Regions from separate parts of the Mus musculus genome. Here regions 2 and 3 are each linked to region 1. A link is a loop called in an ENCODE intact Hi-C map of the cell type or tissue named here. Cell type or tissue: left cerebral cortex. All regions are shown on one strand. Each heading gives the region's core, and the rest is flanking DNA. Links, peaks and the distances in the headings are about the cores only.

Region 1 (8,000 bases), core at 1-8,000:
ACCAAAGAAGACCATGGATCAGGCAGCTTGTGGATTTCCAGAGGCACATACAACTCAAAGTTGAAAAATCTAAGAAGACAAGAACTGAGGCTTAAAGACTGGAGGGATGTAAAGTGCTTATAGAGACTGGGGGAAGACAGGGCAGAGAGTGAGCTACAGATCACTGGAGCACTGCCCAGCACTGAGAGAAAAAAAAAAGACCTCTGACCATGTCTAGAAGAACCATGGAGCTGGGCACAGTGCTGTAGCACTTGAGAGGTTGAGGCAGAAGGATCAGGAACCCAAGGGCAACTTGACAAGTGTGAAGGGTTTGAGGCCAGCCTAATAAATGCATTTCACTGATCTCAAAGACAACCAAGCTTGTGGGCACTGCTTGGAGGGAACAGCCCTATTTCATAAAAACAAACAAAATGGAGGCCAGGCTGTACTGTTCCATAAAAGTGATGTGCCCTTGGTGACTGCTGATCTGCCAGGCTCCTGTATTAGGGCTCACCAGAAGCCAGAAGCAGATACCAGTGACAGCAACATCTTGGAGGGTCCTTTCTGGACTTCTTTGGATAACTCAGAATCCTTACCATGCAGGAACCTGTGATGGGTTCTTCAACAGCTGACTCAATGGAATACCATAGGGCCATCTCAGGACCCACACAGGAACAGCTGCCTCTATGGAGTACCATAGGGCCATCTCAGTACCCACACAGGAACAGCTGCCTCTATGGAGTACCATAGGGCCATCTCAGGACTCACACAGAAACAGCTGCCTCTATGGAGTACCATAGGGCCATCTCAGGACCCACACAGGAACAGCTGCCTCTATGGAGTACCATAGGGCCATCTCAGGACCCATACAGGAACAGCTGCCTCTATGGGGTACCATAGGGCCATCTCAGGACCCACACAGGAACAGCTGCCTCTATGGGGTACCATAGAGCCATCTCAGGACCCACACAGGAACAGCTGCCTCTATGGAGTACCATAGGGCCATCTCAGGACTCACACAGGAACAGCTGCCTCTATAGAGTACCATAGGGACATCTCAGGACCCACACAGGTTTCTCCTCCAAGCATCACTGCCTCTAGTTCCAGCTCCAGTGCTTGTGTTAGTCATGAAAAACTGAATGCATCCAGAGATCCTAAAATAGATTCTGAATATTGTTCAAAAGCTGTCCCTTTTGAGTTCAAAATTTAGAATCAAGTAAATTTCACTGAACTATTTGCTGTACAGACTTGATCATTGACAGGCACCCAAGACAATGCCAAGTTCATCTTATTTTGTGGTTGTGCTAACTGTAGCATTATCAACCTGACAAAATCTAGAATCACCTATAATATGGGCCTCTGGGAAAGCCTGTGATGAGTTTTCTAGATAAAGATCAGCCTGTGAGAATGTCTGAGGGACAGTCTTGGTTACATTAATTAATATGGGAAGACCTATCCACTACATGTGCCACCATTCCCTGACTGAGATCCTGGACTGTGGAGAGAGGGAGCTGAGTACATGCATTGTTCTCTCTTCCTGACTGGATATGATATGACACCAGCTCCCTCAAACTCCTGCCACTGTCGACTTCCCACTTTGAGCCAAAAATAAGCCCCTTCTCCCTTAAGTTACATTTGTCTGGATGTTGTATCTCAGTAACATGAAAAGAAGCTAAGGCAGTGATCACTAGGAAAATTCGCGTTTTTGACGTGATTAAGGGGGCAATGCTCCCAAATCAAAAAGAGGTTTCACCCCAGCAAAAATTTCTGGTATATCCTCGTCAACAGAACTCCATCCCATCTCTTCTGTCAACATCCAGTGTGTAAAACTTTCTTTTTCTTAACTAGGTGACATTGTCTTACAGCCTGGTGCAGATGAATTATGTTCAGTGGGAGGAATCTACCACTTCTTAACTTTAACAGGTTCTACTGTGGCTAAAACAGGAAGAATTCATCCCATGCTTCACCATTAACACTAATAGAGAAGCAGAAGATAGGGACCACATGCCTCCATCTTCCCCATTTCTCCCATGTCTTCATTAAAAAGAAGGCAGAATTGCTGGACAGTGGTGGCACACGCCTTTAATCCCAGCACTTGAAAGGCAGAGGCAGGTGGATTTCTGAGTTCACGGCCAGCCTGATCCACAGAGTGAATTCCAGGAAAGCCAGAGCTATACAGAGAAACCCTGTCTGGGGTTGGGGGGGGGGGAGAAAGGCTGAGAGCCAGCTACTCTGAGAAGTGATGAGAAAAGTGAGCTCCAGCCTGCATGATGGAAGGAGGCATTGGCATTACAGATGTGTTTATAGAAAGCCACTCATTTGGCTCCAGTCTGTGCTCACAAGACCTCAGTTCCCTGAATCTGCCAAAAGATGCTCAGAATCTATATTCTGTATAGAGCTGAATTCCTAAATGGCAGCAACAACTCAGATAAGGAAGAGAGCCTTTTGCCAGATGAAGCATTTGCAGCCCACATGACCCACAGTGAGCAGAGTGTGACATATATCCACTCAAAGTAGGATCCCGAGGTACCAGAGGAGGTTCTCTAAGTCTCACAGTCCTGTCCTCAAGCCACTGGGTCTTCACAAATTCACGACTATGGCAGCTGCTGAGAGTTACAGGTAAGGTCTCAGAGATGTGATGCTGGACCCTCAGTGATCATGCCTCTTATTATTATTGTGGGTAGAAATGTCTTCAGTGTGTTCATACCCAGTGTATATGCAGAATAGCAGAGTAAGACTATAAATAGAGAGATATAAAGATTATCTTCAAAGACAAGAGGACACCTGCCAGCTGTAGGTTCTCTTCCCCTCCATATTTCAGGACGTTCTCTGCAAACTCAGTGCCTTCATCACCGTATCAGTTACTCTTCTGTTACTGTGATAAAAGATAGCCATTGTAATAGACATAACTCTCTTTAACATGTATTTATTATATTTATGAGTACACTGTAGCTGTCTTCAGACGCACCAGAAAAGGGCATCAGATCCCATTACAGATGGTTGTGAGTCACCATGTGGTTGCTGGGGATTGAACTCAGGACCTCAAAAAGAGCAGTCAGTGCTCGTTACCACTGAGCCACCCCTCCAGGCCCCTAGACACCACTCTTTAACAGATTATTTAAACCATAGTAACAAGAAGTTTTGTGTTATAATGTGTTTCCATTTGGAATGGTAATGTCTGCTGTTTTAAGAGTTGCCACAGAGACCCACTCAGGGTGGGTGCTGTACCTCACCCGGTCTCGGACACATGTGAAGGCACCCATGGAATGATGAAATCACAAGTGCCCTATTCCTTTCTTCTTTTCTTTCTTTTTTCCCTTCCTCCCCCCCCCCTTACCTTCATCGCCTCTTTTTCCCTTATCATTCCTTCTCCTCCCTTCTCCTTGATTCTCTTACCCAAAGCCTTTCCTGGGCAGGGGTAGAGCATGCATCCTCACAGAACAGTCCAGCATGGAATGACTAAGCCCAGCCCAGTGATATGGGTAGTCCTCTACCTCTGGGCCCACCCATGGTGAGAGATAGGCCAGGGTGTAATGTCATGGTACCCATAGGAATGAATGCAACATGGAATATGGAGGCAAACATGGTGGGAGAGCTTAGGGGGCAGGAGTTATAGAAAATATTGTTCATTGCAGGGACACATAGAAATACTGCACCTGTGTCACTCCTATCCCTTCTTACCTCTTTCTGAAACAAAGTTCCACTATGTAGACCAGGATGGCCTCAAACTCACCATGTAGACTAGGCTGGCTTCAAACTCACAGAGTTTGAGATCCACCTGCCTCTGCCTCTGAAGTGTTAGGATTAACATACACACACACACACACACACACACATATGATAGCTGAAAGTGTTTTCACTCAGGGGGTGGATTTGATGAGTTAGATGTCAGTGATAATGAGAGCCAAGTTCCTTGTTATTGGGCATGGAGGTTGAACACATGAGAACATAGAAGAAAGCCCCAGAGAAATCCTGGTGGTGCTGAGCTGGAATTTCAAGTGGCCACATGAGATCTGGTCTCTGCAGTGAGCCTTGACTCTGCGGGTCTTGCAGGGACTGTGGTGATTGCTCTGGTGTGCCCCCTCCCATGTACATCACCTTTCCCCTAAGCCAGTCATGACCTCCCCTCCCGTGTACATCACCTTTCCCCTAAGCCAGCCGTAACCTCCCCTCCTGTTTACATCAGCTTGTTGCTGAGAATCTTCTGTGTGTGGACCCAGATCTATGATGAGAGAGGATACCACCACCACCAAAGGGTTTAAAGGGGTGGGAGAGGACACTTAAAACCAACTGGCATTCCATTCTGTGGGTGCTGGAACATCCCTGTGGGGACTGACAGCAAGGCACTCCCCCACTGTGTCACAGGAAATCTGTTGGAGCCAAGATATTCTGGGTGCATAGCCCCTGGCGGGTGCTGACACACTTAGGGATGTATGGGGTGACTGGGAGAGCATCCACAGGAGGCCAGTGCTCACCTCCTCCCACCACAGCAGCCAACCCTACCCCCACCTTTCACAGATGAGTCAGTCCCACAGTACCCAGCAGTGGCTGAGAGCCAGGTCTTCCTTGCACTTGTCAGAGGACCACAGCTGCTTAGTTTGCTCTCTGTGCACAGTGAAGCTGAACCTTTGCAGAAATCCCATAGATCTCCATGCCGAAGCCCTGGGTACGGCCTGTACACAAGAGGGCGCTGCAGCCCTGCACATTGCTCTACACAAGAACCCCTGCTGGGCTGTACATGGTTTCCTAGTTCTTAGTGTCAGGGTTTCCCCATGCATGAACATCACCACCTGGTTGGAATGCGTCTGACTCACTAGGGGACACAGAACTGAACCCTGGTCTTGAGAAGTCCTTCTGTGGTATTGAGTGTGAGGCAGACACCAGGCTCAATGTTAAACACAAGAAGATGAAACACAGGGAGGACCACCCTCAGGGAGTCCAGAATCTAGGAGAAGAAAAATTGGAAGAACCTTTAAAGAAGGTTAGCTGGTTACCAGCATATCCCTAGTGCCTCAGCTCAGGCCTGGTCCTCTCTACCTTCTGGTAGGGCTTAGAGAACCTGTGAACAGTTCAGAAGTATGAAGGGCATAGGAGAAGGTACAGTGTGGCACCAAAACAAACAAAAAGGGAAGCACTTGTTTAACTGTCAGCTTGACATAAAGTAGAATCACATTAGGAAAGAGTCTCGGGGGGATTTTCTAGCCTGGCCTGGCCTGTGGGCATGTCTGTGAAGGTTTCCTTAACTGGGCTAATTATGTAGGAAGATTATCCTTAATGTGGGCAGCACCATTTCACGGGCTGGGCCTTGGATTGAATGAGGAGAAAGTATGAGCTGGGCACAAACACGCATGCGTTTATTCTCCCTGCCCTCAACTGGGCATGTGACCAGCTGTTTTAAGTTCCTCCTGCAATGAGGGTCAGTAACCTGGATAGACCCCTTCTTCCTTCTTCCTTTTTCCTTCTTCCTTCTTCCTTCCTTCCTTCCTTCCTTCCTTCCTTTCTCCTTCCTTCCTTCCTTCCTTTCTCCTTCCTTCCTTCCTTCCTTCCTTCTTCCTTCTTCCTTCTTCCTTCCTTCCTTCTTTCCTTCCTTCCTTCCTTCCTTTCTCCTTCCTTCCTTCCTTCCTTCCTTCCTTCTTTTTCTTCCTTTCTTTCTTCCTCTCTTCCTTACTTCTTCCTACCTTTCTTTCTTTCTTCTTTCTACCTTTCTTTTTAAATGTATGAGTGCTCTGTCTTCATGCACACTTGCATGCCAGAAGAGGGCATTAGATGCCTTTATAGGTGGTTCTGAGCCACCATGTGGTTTCTGGGAATTGAACTCAGGACCTCTGGAAAAGCAGCAGTGCTCGTAACCACTGAGCCATCTCTGCAGCCTCTACCCTTTCCTCCTGAAGTTGCTGTTCTCAGGATAGTTTATTACAGAACCAAGAAGCAAAGCTGTAGGCAGTTGAGCAGTGGCTGTTTGTGACAGACGAAGAGGAGGGAAAGGGGCAGCCAGAGGAGGACTGGTGTGAGAGGAAATGGCATGGAACAGCAAAGGCTGAGGGGAAGTGTGCAAACCAGGGAGTGCAGGCAGCCATAACCCTGGAGTATAATGACACCTACTTTGTAGGTTGGCATCAAGTTCAGTTTTAATTTTTAAATTCTATTTTAGTGCATTTATTTTGTGTCCGGGATGTAAGGGGAATACAAGACAACTGGCAGAAAGGGCTCTTTCCTTCTACCATGTGACTTCCAGGGATTAAACTTGTATTGTCAGGCTTAGCAGCAGTGCCTTTACATGCTAAGCCATCTTGTTTAGCCCTGGGATCAAATTGTTTATGACCAGAGAGTTAGAGCGGGATTTAATAGTTGGTACTGCTGGTCATGGTGGTTATGGTGACAATGACAATGACATTGCTACTATTATCATGATGGATTTGATGACATGTTTATGAAAAGGATGCTGATGCTGATACACAGATGCTATTATCTTTGTCACAGCTCTGACTCAGCATCCCAGAAGCTGACTCAGCATCCCAGGGGGAGCCCTTCAGTCCCCTCACATGCTGCTTACAGTGGGGGAAGCTCAATTTTTATATGATGACTAACAGCATAAGTCAACTTAACCACTAGTTAGTAATGGCTGCTCCATTTCATCCTAAAGTGACCAAAGTTTCTGTTTGAAGACAAAATTTAGTTTGTATGAATGTTTGTTTGCATGTACATATGTGTACCTCATGCATGTTTGGTGCCCTCTGAGGCCAGAAGAGGACATCTGATCCCTAGGAACTGGAGCCACAAACATTTGTAAGCCACAGTGTGGGTGCAGGGAATCACAGCCAGGTCCTCTGGATGAATGCAAGTGTTCTTGACCACTGCGCCATCTTACCAGCCCTCAGACAAAATTTGTGATGGACAAAGAAGATTTATGTAGACACAGAATTCCTAATTTTTTGTGAATGGACAGTCTCTAGGATCAGTGAAACTGTCTATGGAAAACATGGGCTCGGGTGGACTATCCTGGGCAAGGCCTTGATGCATGACACATGCCTTCATGCCAAAGACAGTGAGAATATTCAGATACACATTTCTCTTTTAGGTCATCACCATGGTTTCCAATAAAGAAAAAAAGGAAGTGGGAAAACTTGCCTGCACAGGCAAACCCTTTTCTCCCTCTGTCTCTCTCTGTCTCTCTGTCTCTCTGTGTCTGTCTCTGTCTCTGTCTGTCTCTCTCTCTCTCTCTCTCTCTCTCTCTCTTACACACACACACACACACACACACACACACACACACACACGCCATGCCACCATGAGCAGAGATAACCTGCGACAACAAGGGATGGAGGGAGGTGTCTGTAAGTCAGGGAGTGCTGGCCACCACCAGAAGCTGCCAGAAACTAGAGAATTCCTATGGGGTCACAAGGAGTACAACCCTACAGATGCTGGGACCTTGGACTTCAGGTCTCCAGGCTGTGTGCATCTCTAGGCTGCCTCACTCTGACTTGAGGTTTGCAGAAAGGAACTTACTGTAAGCCAGTAACATTCCTGGCTCTGATGAAGAGGCAGACCCCAAGGCCTGTCACCAGCGCTCAAAATCAGCAGTGCCTAACCCCTAGTTAAGTGCTGCAAGGAGACTTAAACTATGGTTTATGAGGAAGGAACTGAGCCCCACCTCCTTGTTTAGAGGCCAGCTATCTTGTAACAACTCTGACACCAAACTTGTCCTTATGATCTCTCTAAAGTCACGGTCCATCTTCCAGCTGGCAATGTCTTTGCTCCAATCATCCCATGTGCCTATCAGTGCCCTGGAGGTGAGCACAATTTCTGTAACTGTTGGTGCCCAGCAGAGGGCAGCATAACAACCTCGGGCACACAGTGACCTGCGAGAGGGTTTCTCCTGAGGCTCCTGAACTGTTAGCCGGGTTCTGACCCACAAAAGCATGCTGTGCCCAACTTCTTGGTGCCATTCCTAGAACCACCTCTGGCCTGGTGCCTCATCGTTGTTGGTTCCCTTGTCCCATAGAAATGAGCCCTGGCAGGGG
Region 2 (11,327 bases), core at 1,809-9,808, 420 kb after region 1:
TGCCCAGATTACTATGAGCAGCACCATCCCTAGGCAGATAGTCCTGGACTGTGTAAGAAAACTAGCTACACTTGAAACAGACAACGAGCTTACAAGCAATGTTCTCAATGGTTCTTGCATGCAGGTTCCTGCCTTGATGTCCTTCGATGTGACTGAGACTAGCGAGTATAAGAAAAGCAAACTTTTCCTCTCCAAGTCGTCTTTGGGGAGTCTGCTTTATCACAGCAAAAGGAAGGACATTGGGATACCCCTCAACACAACCAATTACTTTTTTCCTAACCATCGAGACAGACGCGAAGAGTAATTGTTATCATTACCAGGTTTATGGTTTTCTTTAAAGATTCTCCCATGATCCTCCACCCCCACCCTCAAGAGCCTCACATCCTAATCTCTAGGACTCCATCCCAGGGGCTGAATATGCCATGAAGATCGCCTTACACATCAAAGCAAAGCAGCTCATCAGATGTGGTTAAATTAGGTCTATCCAGATGTTGGGTCTAGACTCTGAGGTTTCTAAATGCAGCCTTATACATAGCAAGGACAAAGCAATGTGCAGGTGCAGCTGAGCTACGTGAAGACTCTGGCCTTGGAGGCTGAAGAGGTGTGGCCAGGTGCTAAACCAGTGTCCACCCAATGTTGAGAAAGGCAAGGGGCTACTCCCATGAACTACTCTTTGTGAACTGCCAGCATTGTGGTCTTCCTGCCTCCAGCCTATAGGAGAAAAACTGCTGAGGTTACCTACCCCAGAGCTCATGGGGACTTCTTGCAGAAGCCACAGGTACTAACAAACACCCATGGCAAATGCCACCCCTCCAACCACCAGCCTGTTCCAGTTCAAGCAGTATATAACATGGCAGAAAATAGCTGAAGTTCTTAGAAAATCAGTATACCACTACGGTCAGTCAGGCTTTGAGTCGAACATCCAACTCTCATGATGTAAGGGCCACCATGCAACACCCCAGAGAGTAGTTTCCTAGTAAAACCAAGAAAACCAAAAAACATTTGCAGTGCTTAGTGCATAGGGCACTCAGGGTGTTGAGTCTGAGGGCACATGACAAATAATGCACTTGCAAACACATGACACATAACACATGACACATAATGCACTTGCAAATGCAGAGTGCTGCTGGGGAGGGAGCCCTTATAGACTCCCACTGTCCCTTAAGGAGACAGTGACTTTGAAGGCCTGTGGAAATGAAGACACTGGTTACTTTGTATCCCTAGAACACAAGGCAGCTGCCATCACTTTCTGTGGTTATGCAGTAGAAGCTAAATCTTTTGTTCCAAAGTAACCAGAAGAGAAAAGCTTCTCTCCCCTCCCTCCCTCCCTCCCTCCCTCCCTCCCTCCCTCCCTCCCTCCCTCCCTCCCCCCTGTGTCTGTGTGCATGTGTGTTCATGTGCCTGTGTGTATATATATGTCTGTTCATGTATGTCTGTGTGTGTGTGTGTGTGTGTGTGTGTGTGTATGTCTGGGTGTATTCTGTGTGTTTGTATGTGTGTGTCTCTGTATGTGTGTGTGTGGGGTCTCAACAGCTAGCTGTGTGAACAAATACCAGCAAGGTCCTAGATGAGGCACTGCTTAAGAAAAACTTTTCCAGAAGTTGAAAGTTCAGGAATAAAAATCCACAGATTTCCTCTAGGGTTCACATGAACCTGCTTGCCACAGCTCTCACCACAGTCTGTCCTGACCAGTTTTTGGATGGCTACAAAGCAATTCTGACCCGAAGGAGTCCAGAGGAATGGTGCCCTTGCATATGGCTCCCTCCAGTGTAGAGGGATGTAAGTGACTTAGGTAGTTTAGCCAATGATGATGACTCAGTTGTTTACACACACACACACACACACACACACACACACACACACCAGCAAGGTCCTGGGATCTGTCTGACCCTACTCCCCAGTACTGGGGTTACTGAGTTTTACATAGGCACTGTGGATTTGAACTCAGATTCACATACTTGTATGGCAAACATTATTTACCCACTGAGTCATCTCCTCAGTCTCTACTACATATATCTTATGCATCATAATTTTTAAATTATAACAATTATTAGAAAGAGAAAAATGTGCATGTCAATCATATCTCTTGACAACCCAGGATATACCTGTGCTTGCTACCGCTGACTGCCTCCTTTTTGTCTCAGGCTCTTCTGCCAGCTCAATTTATTTTCAGGGCTCGCTGGGGACCGACATGGTTTCATCGCCAGTACATTGTCACTTCCCTTTCCCAGCGCACTCAGCTTGACGATGACAAAGTGTCAGCTCCCTTGTTAACGTTCCATCTGAGTCTGGTGTTTCCATCAGGTAGGGAGTAGCCCCTCTAGCAAGAGGACCCCCCCCAATAATATGGGTCACAGAACAGAGGGTATGATGATTCTTGGTTGTGTAACAGGCAGAAGTATTTGATGAGGTTCCAAGCTGAAGTCCATGAACAGGGTTCAGGGTCACAGTCTTCCCCTTAAGCTAGGGACATGGAATGCATCTGCCACTATGTTACAGGATAAAATGCATCTGTTGACAAATGACCCCTGGTCACATGTGGTTGTGCCTAGTGACAGGGTCTTTAAAGAGGTAAAAATGTGACGAGCCCTAATCAATGCAACTGGTACTCTTGTATGAAAAGATGAGGACACAGACATGCATTGGTGTGACCACGAGTCACAAACAGAAATGACCACCTAGGAACTAAAAGAGAGAGGCCTCTCGGGTAGCAGCCCTGTCCACACCTTGGTTTTGGAGTTGCATACTCCAGAACTATGAGAGATGAATGGACCTAGCCACCAAAGCAAACCGATACATACTTCTCCGGATGCTGCTGCTCTGAGGAGAAAGCCTACAGTGGCTCCAAGTGAGTTGAGAGATGAGATAGCCTAAGTTAAGAAATGAGATAGCCTGGGTGCGCTCCCACCTTACTCCTACGGAGGAAGGGATGACCCAGATGGATGGGTAGTCTCCCAGAAGTGTGTGAGTCTGCTAACCATGGGAACTGCAAGCATTGTTGTGATCTGGTTAGTGATGACTGTGATACAGACAATGCCACTGCCTGCCTCACTAACGAGAATCGCAAAAATATAAGACATGTTTAAGAAATTGTTTCTTGCCAGGTGTGGTGATGCATACTTTTAATCCCAGCCCATGGGAGGAAGAGGAAAGCAGATCTCTGTGAGTTCAAAGCCAGGCTGGTCTATATAGAGAGCTCTAGAACAGCAGAATAATATAGAGAGACCCTGTCTCAAAAAAAGAAGAAGAAAAGGAGGGGGGCTCTTAAGGCTGGGAAGATGGCTCCTCAGTGGTTAAGGGAGACTACTGCTCTTACAGGACCCAGGTTTGGTTCCCAGCACCCACATCATGTGGTGCACATGTGCCTATACCTCCAGCTCCAGGAGTGTCTTATTTAGGGTTTCCATTGCTGTGAAGAGACACCATGACCAAGGCAACATTTTCTTTAATTCTTTTGTTTGTTTTTTAAGGTTTACTCATTTATTATGTATGCAGCATTCTACTTGCGTGCATACCTGAATGCCAGAAGAGGGCGCCAGATCCAATTGCAGATGGGTGTGAGCCACCATGTGTTTGCTGGGAATTGAACTCAGGACCTCTGGAAGAACAGACAGTGCTCTGACCTCTGAGCCATCTCTCCAGCCCTCCAGAGCAACTCTTATAAAGGCAAACATTTCATTGGGGCCGACTTGCAGTTATGGAAATTTAGTCCATTATCATGGTGAGAAGCATGCTGCATGAAGGTAGACTCCATGCTGGAGGAGCTGAGAATTCTACATCTTGATCAGAAGGCAGCAAGGAAGAGATTGGATGTGTTTCACACTGGGCCTAGCTTGAGCATTTAAGACCTCAAAGCCCCACCTCCACAGTGACACACTTCCTCTAAGAAGACCACACCTCCTCCAATAAGGCCACACTTCCTATGGCCTCTTCAAACCACCACAGGGGGATCTGAGACCTTGGGGATTCACATTACTCAGAGAGACACATATATGCATGTATAATTTAAAACTTAAAACCTAATCTTTTTTTAAAAAATAAAAATAAATAAATTGCCATCTTACAGGAGAAGCTTGATACAGCTTGGTGGGTAGAGAATTCTAGAAAGTTCCTCCATCGGCCGATGCCTTCCTCCCACCTCACAATAGGTGAGGGGACCCACTTGGGTACAGCAGTTGGGCACAACACTAGTGTCAAAGCTGTTGCTTTTCCTGTGGGGGATCAGCAACAGCAGGAAGCTATGCTGACCTGGGTTCCTTACCCACTGTTGGTTTTAACTTTTGCATTGTTGATAGGTGGCAGCTGGGTTGATAGGTGGCAGCTGGGTTGATAGGTGGCAGCTGGGTGTGCAGCTTTGCTGGTAGAGTGCTTGCTTAGCATACACAAAGCCAGGGATTCCATCCTCAGCACCACGTACACCACAGGTGGTGATATTTGTCTGCAATCCCAGCAGCTGATAGATAAGGCAGGAGGGTCAGAAGGTCAAGGCCATCTTCAGCCACACTGGAGTTCAAGGATAGCCTGAGCAAGAAAGCCTGCCTGTCTTATAAAAGGGTGAGGCATATGGTCAATGTCTTATTCTTTGATTTTTTTTCTTTTATTATGATTAATTATGTCTATGTCTATGCTCCTGTGATTGAGTGCAGGTGCGTATGGAGGCCAGAACAGCTACTCTCTATGGAACTAGACATGCGTGCTGGGAACTGAACCCAGGTTCTTTGCAAAAACATTGTGTGCTCTTAACTACCAAACCATCTCTTCCAGCTCCATTTTAATTATTTAAGAAGTTCCTCCAGGGCAGTTCCTGGAAAACGGTTTTGCAGTCTGGGGGTTGGGGAAGCATCCCTGTAGCAATCTGTACTATGTTGAAGAGGGGGCATCTGATCAAAGGGCCTCTCTTTGTGCCCTGTGCCACACAGGGGTAGCACGGGGGGGGGGGGGGCAGTTATTGACTAGACTGAGTACAAGGCCAATCTCTTTCCAGGAGAGAGGTGACACTTAGGCCTACCTGTTCTTCATGCAGATGTGTGTATACAGCAGCAAACTCCTGATTCCCTCTGTTACAGCTTCAATTGCGTTGAGAGGACCTCTTAACCTCAGGTTTCCACATTATTGTTTTCAGAACACAGCATCAGCGCCCCCTGGTGGCCACAGTAGGCACCCTTGTTCCGTCCCCAGCTGGGAGCCAGAGCAATTTTTAAAAGGCAAATCTCATCAATGGGAGGAGAGGCCCTTGGTCTTGCAAAGATTCTATGTCCCAGTATAGGGGAATGCCTGGGTCAGGAAATGGGAGTGGGTGAGTTGGGGAGCAGGGGGAGGAGAGAAGGGGGAGAGTATAGGGGATGTTTGGAGAGGAAACTAGGAAAGGGGACAGCATTTGAAATGTAAATGAAGAAAATATCTAATTTATCGTAATCTGTTTTCTCTGCTACATCGGAGCCAACCTAGTCTCATGCTGTGTGTTCACTGGAGGTTCTGTGGCTGTGATCCAGCTTGCTGGAAATGGGAGGAGCCAACAGATACATGATCAGTATCACAAAGCAACAGGTCAGATGTAAAGGCTATGGAAATAGACATGAGATACACCAGACTTGTCCCAGCCGCCTCACAAGCTGTCACTGGCCACCAGCACACACCCTTGGGCAGCCAGTTGTTCCTCTAACAGTGCAAGGAAGCCAGCCACATCAAGGAAGCATCCCACCTGGCCAGCCAACACCCCAGAACACAACCAGACATGAATACTCACAAAAGAATCTTTTTTAAAAGTGTTCAGAATATGTCACAATCTTGACTTTGTTATACCTGGGTGTTGTAGTCCTAAACCAAACATGACCCTGCCTGTCCTAAAACAACATAGATGTGTCAGATATACGAGGGAGCACCATATACTGATCGAGGGAGCACCATATACTGATCGAGGGAGCACCATATACTGATTGAGGTGAAGCCGTCATGAACCAGGAGCCACCAGAAGGTGGAGGGAGGCCGGAGACAACGTCTTAGCATTTTTCCTGGCATGGCCAACACTTTGACTCTGGGCTTCCAGCCCCTGGCATATGAAGAGGCAGTGTCCCTTGTGTAAGCCAGGTTGTCCATGACCCTTGTTAACAACAGTACCTGGAAATGGATCTGCCTCACCCCAACACCTACCACCCTAACACTCTTGCCAGTTTCTGGGTCCATTTGTAGGTGTAGTGGGAGTGTGGCAGAGGATAAAATAGAAAGGGCCAGCAGGTACCCAAGACCATAATGGGAGGACCTAGTGGACTGATAGCATTTCCCACCCAAGCATGCTCAGACAGCCTCAGCTGAGACATAGCCATGCTGTTGACCCCTCTCCTCCACTCTGGCCAAAGATTCTCTTTCTAGGTTGAAGAGCCTCTGCAGCACTTCCTGGTCTTGGGTTGTGGGAGTGCCTCCTTTTTTGCTGGCAGTACAGTGTTGTGCCTGATACACCAATGATATTAATTATGCCATTTAGAACCTTCTAGAATCCCTTGAGTTCCTCCCTCTTCTTCTCCTTCCCTCTTCTCTCTTCCCCCCTCCTCCTTTGCTTCCTCCCTCCTTCGGTTCTCCTCCTCTCTTCATCTTTCTCTTCCTCTTCTCCTCCTGTCTTCCCTTCCTCCTCCTCTTCTCCTTTTCTCTTCCTCTTTCTCCTCTTCCCCTTCTCTCCGCCCCACTGTCACTGATACTCCTTACTATTTTTATTTAAATTGTGTTCAGGAAACCAAAAACTTCTCCTGGAAACAGAGCTCTCCAGTGGACTGGGAAGGGCAAATGTCTCTCCAGGTTGTTACAACACAAATGACCACATGAACAGAGAAGCTGTGTGGCCCACATGGCTCCCCTGACTCTGCAGTTCCCTCTGTCCCTGTCCTTCATGCTCTGCCTGGCACCACTTCCGTGACCATCATTTCGTGCTCTGTCTAGAGTGACCTGTGCTCACATGAAGAACATTCTCCTGTCTGTCTTTAGGGCTCTGCCTCAGCCCCAGGATGCTGCCTGTCTTGCTCATCACATCTGGCCTCACTCATGGTAAGTATGTCATGGACTCTTGTTGAATAAATGGTAATGCTTCCAACCAAGTTCCCAGTGTTTGAAATTGTGGGTGTTGATGTAGACATGTTAAAGAGTGCTGCTGTGCTCGGAGGCATGCACCTTGGAATGGAAGGATGGTGCAGAGTCCCTGCCCACACAGGATTTAAGCCATAGTGAATGGCTAGCCATCTTAAGTATAAGCATGCTTCCCCAGCCTGTCCACGAAGGATAACTTGGAAGACAAGAAAAGTGCAAACACATAGCACTAGAAATTTGAGCAAGTGGGGGTGAGCATCTCCAACAGGAAAGGAGACAAAAGGATAACAAGACAAACATCCACTACAATCTTCCTTATGGGCTGGCCCACATCACAGCTCTTCAAATCCTTAACAGTGGCACCCCTGGATCACAAACTGCAAAGCAAATTACACAGCCTTGGTTTCTGGACTGGGTTACTTTTCTTCTATTTGATAAAGTAAGACTCTTCTGAGGTGTTCCCACAGCCCTGAAGTGTTCTCAAAGCCCAGGCCCTAATTTACCACAGAAGGGAAAACATACAGGGGAAGGCCCCACTACAATAGGACCACAGATGTGGACCCTGGGCTTCCTAGAACCTAGCCTGAGCACTGGGCTCACTATAGTCCAGGAATTGGAATGACAGTGATGCATTTTAACTTTAACCTCTCCCTTGCTGTATGCCCATTCTTTCACTACCTGGAATGCCACAGTGCCCAGCTCATACTGACAATGTTCTTTGTCTCCGAGACAGACTGGGAAGACATGGGCTCTTGCTTGCTTTGAGAGACAACTTCTCTCATTTTTATAAGGCCTGAGATACACAGATAAAGCAACATCACACTTGGTCAAACGTCTCCGACACACAGTCTTGCCCTCAGAAGAGAAAGAGGAGCACTGAGAGTATGAGAAGGGTAGGGAAGGAGCTCGGAGGAAGAAGCAGAGTGGTCCTTGCTCCCCGAAACTGCCTCTTCCCGTCATCTCCTGTCTCAGCCTCAGCCCTGAAGGCCAGGGTAGGCTTGCATGTATAGACCGAAGGCCAGGTAGCATAGCATGCATGGGTCTCAGTCTGTCCACCCAAGGCCACCACACTATCACAGCAGCTGCTATTGTCCCCATGTCCCAGCCAGCTGTGTAACTAGATCACCCAGGCTGCTGCTGGCATGGCTGGCTGATCAGACTGCTGCAGACACAACTCTAAGCCATACTCCTTTCCTTGCTGTGAGCAAACACCTCTTTTGCAGCATGACATGGACAGATGACAGGCAGTGTCTTATCCTCCAGCACAGAGCAATGCATGAGGACTCTTGTTGTGTCTGTAGCAGGGGATGCTAAGACTCTGTGAAGCAGTCTCAGCAGTGAGTAGACATCTGCAAATAAAGCCACTGGCTCACCCTGCACCCCACCTTCTCTAGGATAAGCTAGAGTCTGTGCTCTCCCAGCAGGAAGGGAAAATTCCAATGCCATTGCCTTAGAGGAGTGGTAACTATGCACCTACTTCTTTTCTTTTTATTATGGTGGTTTTTCTTTTTGTTTTGGTATCAGGAACTGAACCAGGGCTCTGTGCATACCAGGCAAATATTCTGCCAATAAATCACATACTGGCCCCATTAGAATTTATTATCATTATTTAAAGAAGATAGCTCAGGATAATCTCATACGTGGGATTCTCCTGCCCTAGCATCTCAAGTGCTGGAATTACAAGCATATTCCAGATATTACAACTTTTTGTTTTGTTTTGTTTTGTTTTGTTTCGAGACAGAGTTTCTCTGTGTAGCCCTGGCTGTCCTGGAACTCACTCTGTAGACCAGGCTGCCTCGATCTCAGAAATCAGCCTGCCTCTGCCTCCCATGTTCCAGGATTAAAGGCATGCACTACCACTGCCCGGCTTTACAACTTTTTTGTATGTGTGTTCATGTGTATACATACATACATGTATGTGGGAGTATGTGTGCAAATGTATGTATACATGTATATGTGAAGCCCAGAAGTTGACATCAACTTCCCTTCAATCTCTTGCCATCTTTTTTTTTGATTCAGGATCTCTCAGTGAACCTGGAACTCTCTACTTTAGCTAAAGTGGCCAGCCAGCCAGCCTCAGGGGTCCATCTGTCTCTGCCTCCCTGGAGCTAGGTTACAAATGCACACCCTCATGTACACCTTTTACATGGATTCTGAGGATCCAGTTCTGTGTCCTTATGCTTGCACATCAAGTATTTTATCAACTGATCCAGCTCCCAGACCCAGACCCAGACCCAGACCCAGACCCAGACCCAGACCCAGACCCAGACACAGTCACAGACACAGACACAGACACAGGCACAGGCACAGACACAGACACAGACACAGGCACAGGCACAGGCACAGGCACAGGCACAGGCACAGGCACAGGCACAGGCACAGGCACAGGCACAGGCACAGGCACAGACACAGACACAGACACAGACACAGACACAGACACAGTCACAGACACAGGCACAGGCACAGTCACAGACACAGACACAGACACAGACACAGACACAGACACAGACACAGACACAGACACAGACACAGACACAGACACAGACACAGCACAGACACAGACACAGACACAGACACAGTCACAGACCCAGACCCAGACCCAGACCCAGACACAGACACAGACACAGACACAGACACAGACACAGACACAGACACAGACACAGACACAGACACAGACACAGACCCAGACCCAGACAGAGACCCAGACAGAGACACAGACACAGACACAGACACCCCAGACCCAGACCCAGACCCAGACCCAGACACAGTCACAGACACAGACACAGACACAGACACAGGCACAGACACAGACACAGACACAGACACAGACACAGGCACAGGCACAGGCACAGGCACAGGCACAGGCACAGACACAGACACAGACACAGACACAGACACAGTCACAGGCACAGGCACAGACACAGTCACAGACACAGACACAGACACAGACACAGACACAGACACAGACACAGACACAGACACAGACACAGACCCAGACCCAGACCCAGACCCAGACCCAGACACAGACACAGACACAGACACAGACACAGACACAGACCCAGACCCAGACAGAGACCCAGACAGAGACACAGACACAGACACAGACACAGACACCCCAGACCCAGACCCAGACGACCCAGACCCAGACCCAGACCCAGACCCAGACCCAGACCCAGACCCAGACCCAGACCCAGACCCAGACCCAGACCCAGACCCAGACCCAGACCCAGACCCAGACCCAGACCCAGACCCAGACCCAGACCCAGACCCAGACCCAGACCCAGACCCAGACCCAGACCCAGACCCAGACCCAGACCCAGACGACCCAGACCCAGACCCAGACCCAGACCCAGACACAGACCCAGACACAGACCCAGACACAGACACAGACACAGACACAGACACACACACAGACACAGACCCAGACCCAGACCCAGACCCAGACCCAGACCCAGACCCAGACACAGACACAGACACAGACCCAGACCCAGACACAGTCACAGACACAGACACAGACACAGACACAGACACAGACACAGACACAGACACAGACACAGACAGACCCCAGAAAAATGTGTGTGAGACAGGATCTCACTAAATAGCCCTGGCTGGCCTGAAACTTGCTATGTAAACCAGGGTGGCCTCAAATTTACAAAGATCTGCCTGCTACTACCTTCTTAGTATTAGGATTAAAGGTGTACAGCAGGTTTTTGTTTTAGTTTTTAAGCAATGCCATGATATCGGCTCTATTAGCAAAATGTTTATTGCATAAACATAAGAACCTGAGTTCAAATACCCAGCATATATGTAAAAGGCCAGAAGTGATGATGGCTCACACCTGTGCCCAGTGCTCGGGAGGTGGAGGCCAGAGAATCCCTGGAGTTTGTTGACCAGCTAGTAGTCTTCTGAGTTGGTGAACTCCAGGTTTAGTAACAGACACTGTCTCTGTCAAACACCAAATAAGGCAGGAAGCAACTGACGAAGATGTTGGCTTTGGCCTCTACACACATGCACATGCTTACACACACACACACACACACACACACACACACACACAGTGACAATTCTGGAATTTTGGCTTCTTTAAAACAAACAAAAAACCCCACAGAAATAGTGTAAGAATGTGTTTCCATATTTATCCCACGTGTGAGGATATGGGGCTGCTCCAGACTGTCTGCAGCAGCTGACTATGATTTGCCTCATGCTCCTAGCAGAGGCATGGCTTTGCCAGTTGCAGAATTTCTGTGATTGTG
Region 3 (11,327 bases), core at 1,858-9,857, 55 kb after region 1:
AAGGGACAAAGCAAAGGACAGATGACAGTAAGGGCATACTTTGAACCCAAGAAAACAGGCCCTTAAGTTCAAGCTTTCTCTCTGTAACCTTGAGCCCCACCGTTTGCACTCACGCACCGCGTTCCTGTTCCTACCTGTGAGTCCTGTCTGGCTTCCTGTCTGACAGAGCTGCACCATGGGAACCAGACAGCATGGTTGTCTCCGCAGTGCCCAGACATGCCAGGCCTCTCTCTGTTGTTAGAAAAGCCTCCACTGTCCCTAACTGCACCCAGAAAACAGGTCTTTTATGTACAAAGTAAGACTATAGCTCTGCCCCTGGTTAACCTTGTAGAAATGCTTTGTGTTTTTCTATGGTTTAACTGGACACCCCCCTGTCTCCCACCCTGGACTGTCTCACTCTGAGTTTCTCTCTGTCTCTGTTGCTTTACTTACCTGTTGCTTGTTTGGATAAAGAGATTATTCTGAACACCTGCTGTCTCTGTTAAACTTGGTGGAGGTACTGAAGACACCAAGGACACAGAGCGCCTAGCAGCTCTCACTGAAAGTCAGTCAGTAAAACCTTCTGTCCCCTGGGTCTATCTAGGACTTGCCTGTGACTCCACCACCCATCACATGTGTCCTTACAACTGCTACCCATTCTCCCCCAATCAGTTGATCAGTCTTTTCAGGTGACATTTGCTTTAAAACCACAAGACAGTACATTGGGTTCCACTCCTAGGTTTGCCAAATAAGCCAACATCATGAGTATCCCACAGGCAGTGTGGTCTTCCACTCCTGTCAACACCAGCCCCAGAGATGGCTCCTCCCTCCTGCTCTGACAACGAGGTTGGTGAGCTTCCTCCAACCGCATCAGCACTGTAAGGTACACACTGACCAGATGTGTGACCACTGTCACCGTGTATATTTCATTCCATTGTATATAAAGCAAGAAACACGTGTCTGGCGTCTGTGCAGCCCCACCCCTGCTGAGGCACTAACCTTGTGTTGAGCTTGCATGCAGACACCTCTCTGGCTGATCTGGCCTCCCCAAAAGTGCCAGTTTGAAATATACCAATCACTAACTCTCCCTTTTGGGATTGTTGACGGCCTGTATGTGAGTTTTCATTGTCCCAGGCCACTCCTTCTGGGGCATCCTGAAACTCTGTCCTCAGTGATGTGTCCATGTTGACTTTTTTGTTGTTGATGTTTGGGGGCTTTGGTTCTGTGCACATGAGCTTGGAGCATTGGTTCTTGTTAGGTCTGTTGGAAGAGTTGTAAGCTGGGCTCTCCATAGGCAATGCATTGGCATTGGAGAGAAGGGACCTAGTCCTGACAGAGTGTGCTTTCACTACTTCAACAGGTTTAGCCAATGGCAAAGCCCAGGAGACCTGAAAGGGGAGCCAGCTTTGGCTGCAGGAAGGGACGGGGGCGGGGGGGGGGGGGAAGGCTTCGGGGATGTGGCATGGTAGCGTCTGTCATCCATGGAATAAAACATTATTTTACCACTCAGGTTTTTTTTTTTTTTTAAACTTTCCTCCATTGGCTCCTGTGTTAGTCAGGGTTTCTATTCCTGCACAAAACATCATGACCAAGAAACAAGTTGGGGAGGGAAGGGTATTTTCAGCTTATACTTCCACACTGCTGTTCATCACCAAAGGAAGTCAGGATTGGAACTCACACAGGGCAGTAACTTGGAGGCAGGAGTTGATGCAGAGGCCATGGAGGGGTACTCCTTACTGGCTTGCTCAGCCTGCTTTCTTATAGAACCCAGGACTACTCAGGGATGGCACCACTCACAATGGGACCTCCCCCCTTGATCACTAATTGAGAAAATGCCTTACACCTGGATCTCATGGAGGCATTTCCTCAAAGGAGGTTCCTTTCTCTGTGATAACTCTAGCTTGTGTCAAGTTGACACACAAAACCAGCCAGTACAGCTCCCATCAGAAATTGGGCAGGGCTTCAAGACATGTTTGTTGTTTTTGTTGTTTTGGTTTGGTTTGGTTTGGTTTGGTTTGGTTTGGTTTGGTTTGGTTTGGTTTGGAATCCCCCCTCTTTTGGAGTGGAAAGAGGATGTTTGACTATGTAGCTCTGGCTGGCCTGGAATTCAGTATGCAGACCAGGTTGTCCTCAAACTCAAAGAACCACCTGTGTCTTACTTAGGGATTTATATCTGTGAGCAGACACCATGACCAAGGAAACTCTTATAAGGACAACATTAATTGAGGCTGGCTTACAGGTTTAGAGGGTCAGTCCATTATCATCAAGGTGGGAGCATAGCAGTGTCCAGGCAGGCAGACATGGTACAGGAGGAGCTGAGAATTCTACATCTTCCTCTGAAGGCTTCTAGCAGAATACTTACTGGCTTCCAGGCAGCTAGGACAAGGGTCTTAAAGCCCACATCCACAGTGACACATCTACTCCAACAGGGCCATACCTCCAATTGTGCCACTCCCTGGGCCGAGAATATGCAAACCATTACAACCTGCCTCTTATACACCATCATGTCCAGCCTGCTCTGTTAATGAAAAGTGGAGTTTGCTTTTTATAATTAGCATGCATCACACATAATAATGGCTGCTGTGACATATATATATATATATGATACCTTTTGATCATGTTTACCTCTGCTCTCATCCTAGCCCACTCCTGCTGACCTTTCCTTTTCTCAAATATCCCTCCCCCAACCTTAATGCCTTTTTGGTAGTTGTGGTGGACCATTAAATCTGATTAGGGATGCTTACATGAGCAAAGGTGAGGGGTTATAAGCAACTTAGCAGTAACTACACCTCTGAAGAATATGTTTCCTGCTCCTCCAGCCACAGTCAGCACCAGTAGCTCCTTAGGGAGAGTAGGACTTTATATGCCCCTCCCACATCTATGACAGAATACTGACGGCACAGTCTTGTGCTGGTAACCACAGCTGCTGTGAGTTCCTAAGTGTGATAGTCATATCTTATCTAGAAAACAGCATTTCACAGCACTCTGGCCATCCTCTGTCTCTTCTAGTCCTTCCTTCCAGCTTGAATGATGTTTCTGCACCCTGGCATGGGTGACATAGAGATCTCATCTAAAAATGAGCACACAGCAGTCTCTTACTCTCAGGACTTTGCTCCATTATGATGCCCGCTGCAAAAGAACCTCCTTCGAGCAACGCATCAGCAAACTGACTTATGGGCATCATCACAAATAGTTAAAAGGTAATTGCAGGCACACAGCATATCCATTTAGCTAAACAGCAATAGTAGCTTCCCAGCAGGGCCTCTGCCCTCCCCAGCTATGATGTTTGACCAGGTTTACCGTACATGAGTTCCCTCCAGTAGAGCCAGCCTCAGAACCAATCAGAAAATGGTTGGTCACCCCCATAACAATCATGCCACTGTTACATGCCACTGTTACACCAGTGGGCATATCTGCCCTGGCTGCTTGCTGTGGACACTATGTCTGTCCGCTCTTTGCCAGCAGATGGCTGCAAAAAGAGAAGCCCAGACCTGCTGGGTCTCTCCGGGGCTGAGCGGAATACTGAGTGTCAGTGACCTGAGAAGAACCACCCTGGGTCGGGAGTCTTGTTGAAGCAGGAACTCACTTTAATGTGGCAGCAATTTGCTTATATAGACAGGGCAAGGAGGTGGGAATATGGTGTATGGGGGGGAGATGACATATGGGGTGGTGTGAGATGACAAGGGATATGGTGTGACTCCATGGGGCCGCGCTAGCTAGGCAGCAGTGATCTCACCTAGGCCGTGCTGAGTCCGTCTCAAGCAGAGGCAAATGGCTATTCCCAAACGATCCAGGCTCAGCTTTGTCTTCAAGGCCCAAACCAAGGCCAAATAGGGTCCGACATATGTCACAGCTGGAAAGATGGCTGATGACCTGCCCCCTGGCAGCCAGGCTGCCATCTCAGTTCTAGCTCTACTTTTTCTGTGCCCAGAAACCAAACTGTGTAGTGTCTTTAGCAAAACATATTTGAAATACTCATTGATCCCCAAAATTGATGTGGGAAGAGTTCTGAATACATCAAGTAAAACCCATATAAGCTGGGGGCTGAGAATGGTGGCTCTCAGCACTTGAAAGAGAGAGAATGGAGTTCAAGGTACTTCTTAACTACATAACAAGTTCAAGGACACAGGGAAAACAAGAAAAGAAAAAATGGAGAAAGGATGGGGAGGAGGGTGGGGAGAATGAGGAGGATAAAGAGGGGCTGGAGAGATGGTTAAGACCACTAGCTGTTCTACAGCAAGACCAGGGTTTGATTCCCAGCACCCACATGGTAGCTCACAAACATCTGAACTGCAGTTCAGGATCTAACACCCTCTTCTGGCCTGTGTGGGCACCAGGTGTGTATATGTTTCACGTACATACATGCAGGCAAGACACCTACACAGATACAAATAAATTTAAAGAAAGAAGTGAAAAGAAAGGACTAGAGGGAAGAGAGGAGGAAGGGAGGAAGGGAGGGAGGAAAGGAAGAGGGGAGGAAGGAAGAGAGGGAGGAAGGGGAGGAAGGAGGAAAGGGAGAAGAGGAAGAGGAGGGGAGGAGAGGAGAGAAACAGAGCACACTGGTGGCAGCTGGATTGAGAGTTGTTGTAAAGTTAAAGAAACAGAAAAACAGCAGGGGCTGCACAGAAAACCTCTGTTAGCCTGGAGCTGCTGATGTGCAGAGACATAGAGTTTGTTTGTGTCCTGACAGGTCCTCAAGGAGCCAGGACTACAGTCAGGCACTGTGGCCTTGAGGGCACCTCACTTTCGGGCACTACGGGTCAAGTGTTTCTTGTTTACTGCTGTGGCAAATGTGGAGGCCTTGGGTTTGGAGTGCTGCCATGGAATGGGAGCCAGAAAAAGGACACCCAAGGAGACTGACAGTCCCCGTGTTCAGATTCAACAGGAAGAAGACATTTAAACACAGACACTGTAATGGGATTCTGGCCACCTTCTGGGCGATGAGGCTTAGATAAGTTATTTAGAGGAACTGGGGTTGTCTCCAGCTGGGAAGCAGAAATTTTAATACTCAAAACTGGGCTATGGCTGTGGGCCGTGGCTATGAGTTGAATTCTGAGTCATCTGAGTGTTACCTGTCATCAAACATCCTGTGGTGATCTCCTGAAGCACCCATGGGGGAGGGGGGGCTGAGACCCAGGGGCAAGACCCATGGGATCCCAACTCCCTGAAATACAGCTATTCATACCAGTACCACAGGCAATTGTGCAGGGTGTTGTTCCCACAATAGGTACCCAGAGCCTGATGCTGTGAGCCCAGAAAGGTCAAGGAGCAGACTTAGAGCAAAACAGGCAGACTTCTACAAACCATGACTTCTAAAAGCATGAGGACGGCTGGGTGGGGTGCTGTCGGGGGAGCCCTGGAGAAGGTAACATTTAAGTCAAGGCTGAGACCAAGTAGGCAGTGAAATGACCCAGGAAGTGGGCGACTGCACAGGAGCCCCCTGCCTAAGAGCCCCAGTGTTGTCAGGGTAATGAGGAATACACTGGGGTACAGGAGGTATCAAGGCCTGGCATTGCTGCTGAAGAGCAGCTCTGCCCATCTCAGCACAACTGTGCTGTCTCCTGCCCTACTTCTCTCCTTGCTGCCCCCAGGGAGTCTGAAATCATGCACATCTCTACCTTACTGGCTCAGTCACTGTGCCAAGGCATTGGACAGGATCCCTATTGTCAGCTCCCAAGAATTTTTCTGGGATCCTCACATATTGTGAGGGCCCTTACCACACTGGAGTGTAATCATGAGGCCAGCCATGATGGAAGAGAGTGTTCAGAGAAGGCAAGAGCTCTACAGTTCCTGTGGACACCCTCCCCTCCCCTGCCCTCCCCTCCCCTCTCTCCCCCTTGGTCTGGCTCTTCCCACTTAATCTGGGTAACTGGTCTTGTGAGAACATGCCCATGGTCCTAGCCTGATTTCCAGGTGGCTAGGAGGCAGCTAGATGAGGAATGAACTTGAGCAGGTGCTCCCCAGCTCCATGGTGCTGTGTGAGGGCTGCAGTTGCCATAACCAGCTTGATGCCATCACAGAGACTCTGAGCTGGAGACACACAGGAACCGAGTGGATCTCTGACACTCTGAAACTAGATCACAAATAGACATTGTTCTGAACTGACAAGTGTTTACTCCATCATTGACACTCACCTCCTCCCCAGTGCAGGAGGCCAGACCTGAGCTGCTTCGTGGGACCCAGGGATTCCCTTGACCTCGTCACAAGACACCAGAGGTCTCACCTATGCAAACCCTCTATGACTGGGCCTTCTGGGTAGACAGTGGAGGAAGTTCTATGGCTACCTGCAGGCCTTTCTGCTCCCTGTGGCTCTGGCTTGCCCTTCAATTTCTTCTGTGTCAGCCAGAGTCACACAAACCAGCAAAGGCCTTGACATTCAGTTTTCTATGGCTAAATGTGCCTTAATGGCAGGCAGGGCTGGCTTCATATCAGATAATAGAATCTCACAGCTCTGGTACTGATCTGACAGCTGCTAGCAGCTACAGAGCCAGAGAAATGGCAGCCAGGCCCCCTCTATGTCTTCAGTGTAAAGTCAAGACATGAATTCCCAAGGTCGCCTGCCCTGACAAGCTATAGCTCAGCTCGCTGTGATGTGTCATGCTTGCTAACTGGTATTTCTCCAGCCAGACTGAATTCTTCGTGTTTCCCAGAAACTGTGTCACACATGACTGTCTCAGAGAAAGAAGTGACCGCAGCAAGCTAGCTGCTCTGTTCCACTTGTGTCTCAGACCCTATAAATAACACATCAGATGTCACTAACTCCCTAACTGCATGGGGTGGGGGAGCCTCATGTTATGTTTTATAAAATGGCGGTGAGGCAGAAGGGAACACCTGGGAGGGCCACTGAGAACCAGCCATAAGACAGGCTTATTATAAAAGAGTATATTTGCAGTAAAGGGACCTGGTGAAGGGGGTAGAGGCAGAGAAAGGAGGGAGACAGAGAAGAGAAGGAGAGAGAGAGAGAGAGAGAGAGAGAGAGAGAGAGAGAGAGAGAGAGAGAGACTTCTTATATGTGAGCCAAGCTAGTACGTGGCTGTTGCTAGGTAACTGTTGGGTGGAGCCTAGAGAAAATACTAACACCCCATGGTTACTTATCATTTTGTTTGAGTAGAGACCCCATCTAATCCATCCTGAACCAGGAAACAACCAGAGGAGATGGAGCCATACTTGTGGACACACAGTAAGCCGCTGAGGACCACTAGTGTCACACAGGACAGTCGGCAGGACCTTAGCCAGCTCTCACAGTAGGCAGAGCCACCAGAAGTCTGTTTATCAATGAAATTCCCTTCACGTGTTCTGTCTATAAAACACCCCTGGGCTTTGAGAGCAGGGGTATGCTATCAGCGGAGTGCACAGGCAATCAGCAGAACAATCTCCACCCAAGAAAGCTAATAGTCTATGAACCCACACCTTATCCCGCCACGGGATGACATAGACCATGCCAGCACCTGCCCTGGGAGTTTGCTCATTGGTACAAAGTGCCTTCCAGAAAAACCCTAATATGAGACCAGTGAGATGTCTCAGCAGATAAAGGCACCTGCTGTCTGTCAAGCCTGATGACATGACTTCGATCTCCTGGACTCCCCATATGTATACATACTACATAAACAAGCAAAGCCACCCACACAGGTGGGTGTTGATGACAGGACAGCCTGACAGAAGGGTCTGGAGGGTTGGGTCTGCTTTGTATCACTGCTTCACTCTCTTAGGCCTTCTGTCCACACCCTCTGGGAAGGCTGCTCTACAGGAACCTCTCTTAGGTGGAAAGCCCAGTGTCACAGTAGGGGCTTTAAGTGAAGTATCAGTGGGTGGTGAATCTGGCCTCCCCACCCCTGGGTATCAGCCACATGCTTGAGCATCTCTCTGTCTTATCTTTATGATGACATCTGATCATGGTATCCATCTTGATGTTACCCAGGGTAAAATTGGAGACTTGAAAAGCAGAGGGACTGACAGCAAAGTGGGGTCAGGAGAAGCATCTAGAGACAATTCCCATTATTCCAAAATGAGGAAAGTGCCTAAGGTACCTAAGGTCAGAGGGTCACTTCCTACCTGCACTGGGCCCCTGTACCATTCCTGGGAGTCGCCTGGACCAAGCCCTAAGCCAAATCCCCAGCTCTCCTGTACAGCAGGGTGCCACACCCACTCCAGTGAAGTCTGCGTGACAGGCCCAAAAGCTTGGATGCAGTCCTGAGGCAAAAAGTTTCATGGAAACTTAGTCTCCTGGAGCCTTGGTATCCCATAGCATGAATGCTCCAGATTTGTCCTTGCAATAGTCGGTATTGTATTATAGGTAATGCTACTCATTCAGACGAAATGCCTCCAGTGTTGATAGACAGTGAAAGAAATCAGACACTGCAGTTTACTGGGTAAGAGCTAGAAATCTCAGGACAAGTTCTACAAAGCAAACTTAGAATTATAGCCGAGTCACTTCCATATGCAGGAATTTACAATGGCCTGGGAAGAAGGAGGGTTGTGGTTTAAGGAGGAATATTGCATTATTCATGAAAAGGCCAGCAAGAGCAGAATCCCCTGGTTCAAGCTTTCACAAGGCTCAGAGGAATAGCATAAATTGTGACTAGGGTATGAAATCTTCACCTGGCTCCCTAATGGCTGACTTTAGAAAGGGCTGCCTTTTATCTCAGTTTTAACCACTGCCTAGTTCCTGCTGATCTTTATGCATGCATTTTTGTTTTGTGTCAGATAACTTCAATGTACCTTGGCTGATGTGTCACCTAACTTCTTTGTTTTCTTCTGTAATATAAGTCTGATGCTCTCTTTGAGAAATTACATTCAGATACAGCACTCTCTCTATGTCAGTGTCTGTTTGTCACTTTCCACCGACTCCTTGCTCACCTGAACACCAAAGCCCTGGTTCCCCTTGGGTTGAGAGACAGACTGAGTCCAGTCCATGGCAGCAGGGCCCCACTGCATTTTCTTGATGTCTGGAACCACTAGGCCACAAGTACCCAAGAAGCCATTTACCCAATCCTGCCTATCTCCCTCCACAAGCCATGCACCATATTCTAGACCACCTGGGAAGGAAACAACCTGGAAAACACATTTCCCAGTTGTCCAGCCTATTGTTCTCCCTCCTTCCTCGGGCCATTCCAAGGCTCTAGATACCCAGTCCTCCATGCAGAGCCAAAGGTTGTCCTGGGATAGGGTGGATATTCATGATAATCTGGAGAGCCTGATGCTGGGTTCAGCAGTTGGGCAGAGCTACATAATCTTGCTGAAGTTTCATGGAAAGATGAGATCTTTATCAAATATCAAAGCCAAGTTCCTCTTTGGCAGATGGTAATAAGAAGTGAGTGGCTGGGCTGGAGTGAGGGCTTAGCTGTTATGAGCACTCAAAGCTCTTAACAAAGGATTTGAGTTCAGTTCCCACACCCTACATGTTAGTTGTGGTGGCTTGGATGAAGATGACACCTATAGGCACATATATTTGCATGCTTAGTCCCCAGTTGATGAACTGTTTGGGAGGAAGTATGTCACTTGGGAATGGGTTTTGAGGTGTCAAAAGCCAACAACCAGCCCCAGCACCCCCATACTGCTCTTTCTCTTCCTTTCTCCCCCTTTTGGTATAGAGTACTCAAGGCCTGAAGCCTCGGCATGCATGGGGGCTCAGTAATTGTGCTGGTTAACTTTATGCCATTTAACACAGGCTAGAGTCATTCAAGAGGAGAAAACCTCAACTGAGAAAAATGGCTCCATAAGATTAGGCTGTGTGTGAGCCTGTAGAGCATTTTCTTAATTAGAAATTTACGAAGGGTCTGGAGAGATGACTCAGCAGTTAAGAGCACTGACTGCTCTTCCCAAGGTCCTGAGTTCAATTCCCAGCATCCACATGGTGGCTCACAACCATCTGTAATGGGATCTGATGCCCTCTTCTGGTGTGTCTGAAGACAGCGACAGTGTATTCATATAAATAAAATAAATATTTAAAAAAAAAAGAAATTTATAGAGGCAGGTCCAGCCCATTGTGGGAGGGGCTGACCTAGGCTGATGATCATGGTTCTATGAGAAAGCAGGCTGAGCAAGCTATGGAGACCTTGTCAATAAGCAGCACCTCTCCATGGACTATGCATCAGCTCCTGCCTCCAGTTCTTGCCCTGTTTAAGTTCCTGACCTGACCTCCTTCACTGATGAGCTGTGATGTGGAAGTGTAAGCCAGATAAGCCCTTTTCTTTCCCAACTTGCTTTTGCTCCTGGCATTTCATCACAGTGATTGTTACCTGTTGGGAACATAAAGGTCTTTTTGCCCACAGATCTCTAAGGGAACTAGGAATGTTAATCATGCAGGGGTGTTCCCTTAATAGAGGGGATAAAATGCTTGTTTCCTGCCTGGAAGGCTGGGAGTGGATTTTGTTAACACCCTGGTGACCTTTTTGCTGTCTTTGGATGCAGACCTTTTCCAGAATGTTTATCCTAGACTCTTCCCCCCTAAACCTTTATCTTCTCACATTTAGTAGAATCCATCCTTAGGGGAGATGCCAAAAGTACTTTGTGGCTCACTGATTTCTATGCTGTCAGAGACCACACTATATTCTAGGCCTTTTAGCTATAGAACCCATCCTCATGTTCATGTTTACTCTTTAAAGGAGTTTCTATGTAGTCACACCTAAGCTCTACTGTGTACCCAGAATGGGAGTGATAATCATTGCCCAGAAACTTCTTCCCAAATTGTACTGTTTTAAATATGCTGACAATAACTGCCTGGCATCACACTCTCCAAGCTGATCCAGGATAACGGAGGCAGTCTGAAGAGTTTCCTTTCTGGACACCTGCAGACTCCCAGTCCTATGTAACCCAAGTTAAGACAATGACTGTCAGGCCCTGGAGTTGAGAGGAGAAAATCAACACTACTCTGTCAATTTGGGCACTTCATCAGGGAGGCTCCCATTTCAAATGAACTCTATCTCAGGCCCTGGGTGGAGTGGGTCTGTATATGACCTGAAGAAGGGAAGGGCTCATCACTAGGTCCTGGTCACAGTAGCCTGGGAAGATACTGCCCATCACAGGGAACCCTGAGTCATCAGATGCGTGTGAGTCCCATTCTGCTCCATATCCTGCAAGGTGACCAGCCATGCCTTCTCACCATGTTTACTGGTCTTAGCATCCAAGGAAGGGACCCACCATGGCACTGTAGCCTCTGCTACAGAGAAGGCCTGGAAATGCTGACTTCTGGATCCTGAGATGGGGATCAAGTAGCTAGGAGCAGATTGGCCTTCACAGGCAGAGGGCAAAGCTCTGAGGGTCTGTGAATGCTGCCTATAGGCAGCTAATCAGGACCACAGAGAGCACCTGGTTTTGGTCAGGCCCTGGGAGCTGTCCAGCACGGATAC

Evidence for each region. Hi-C counts contacts between places; a loop is a spot of excess contacts. Peaks named below come from ENCODE experiments on the same cell type or tissue, not always from the same donor. Only the 100,000 strongest peaks of a DNase experiment are listed, where the experiment ranks them.
Region 2: it touches region 1 in a loop (6-fold over the local background); 5 of 42 quality-filtered maps call a loop at or near these places.
Region 3: it touches region 1 in a loop (4-fold over the local background); 4 of 42 quality-filtered maps call a loop at or near these places.

The regions. Positions count from the first base shown.
Region 1 is chr5:27,672,877-27,680,876 of GRCm38, forward strand. All of the region lies in intron 16 of Dpp6 (dipeptidylpeptidase 6), which reads left to right. Among named protein-coding and RNA genes, the nearest start is that of Paxip1, 110 kb to the right of the region's middle. In left cerebral cortex, for the core only: CTCF peaks have their summits at 4,660 (motif pointing right) and 7,798 (motif pointing right); DNase peaks (open chromatin) are centred at 1,097, 2,334, 4,563, 6,496 and 1 more place; H3K27ac peaks cover 987 bases.
Region 2 is chr5:28,088,997-28,100,323 of GRCm38, forward strand. The region is part of intron 1 of Gm35223 (a long non-coding RNA gene); the gene reads right to left. Among named protein-coding and RNA genes, the nearest start is that of Gm35055, 23 kb to the right of the region's middle. In left cerebral cortex, for the core only: CTCF peaks have their summits at 3,521 (motif pointing right) and 5,148 (motif pointing left); a DNase peak (open chromatin) is centred at 5,149.
Region 3 is chr5:27,726,018-27,737,344 of GRCm38, forward strand. Dpp6 (dipeptidylpeptidase 6) reads left to right here. Exons shown (of 26, transcript NM_207282.3): 26 at 1-1,483. Among named protein-coding and RNA genes, the nearest start is that of Paxip1, 60 kb to the right of the region's middle. In left cerebral cortex, for the core only: no CTCF peak of the experiment used is centred there; DNase peaks (open chromatin) are centred at 4,934, 5,550, 6,060, 6,642 and 1 more place; H3K27ac peaks cover 2,235 bases.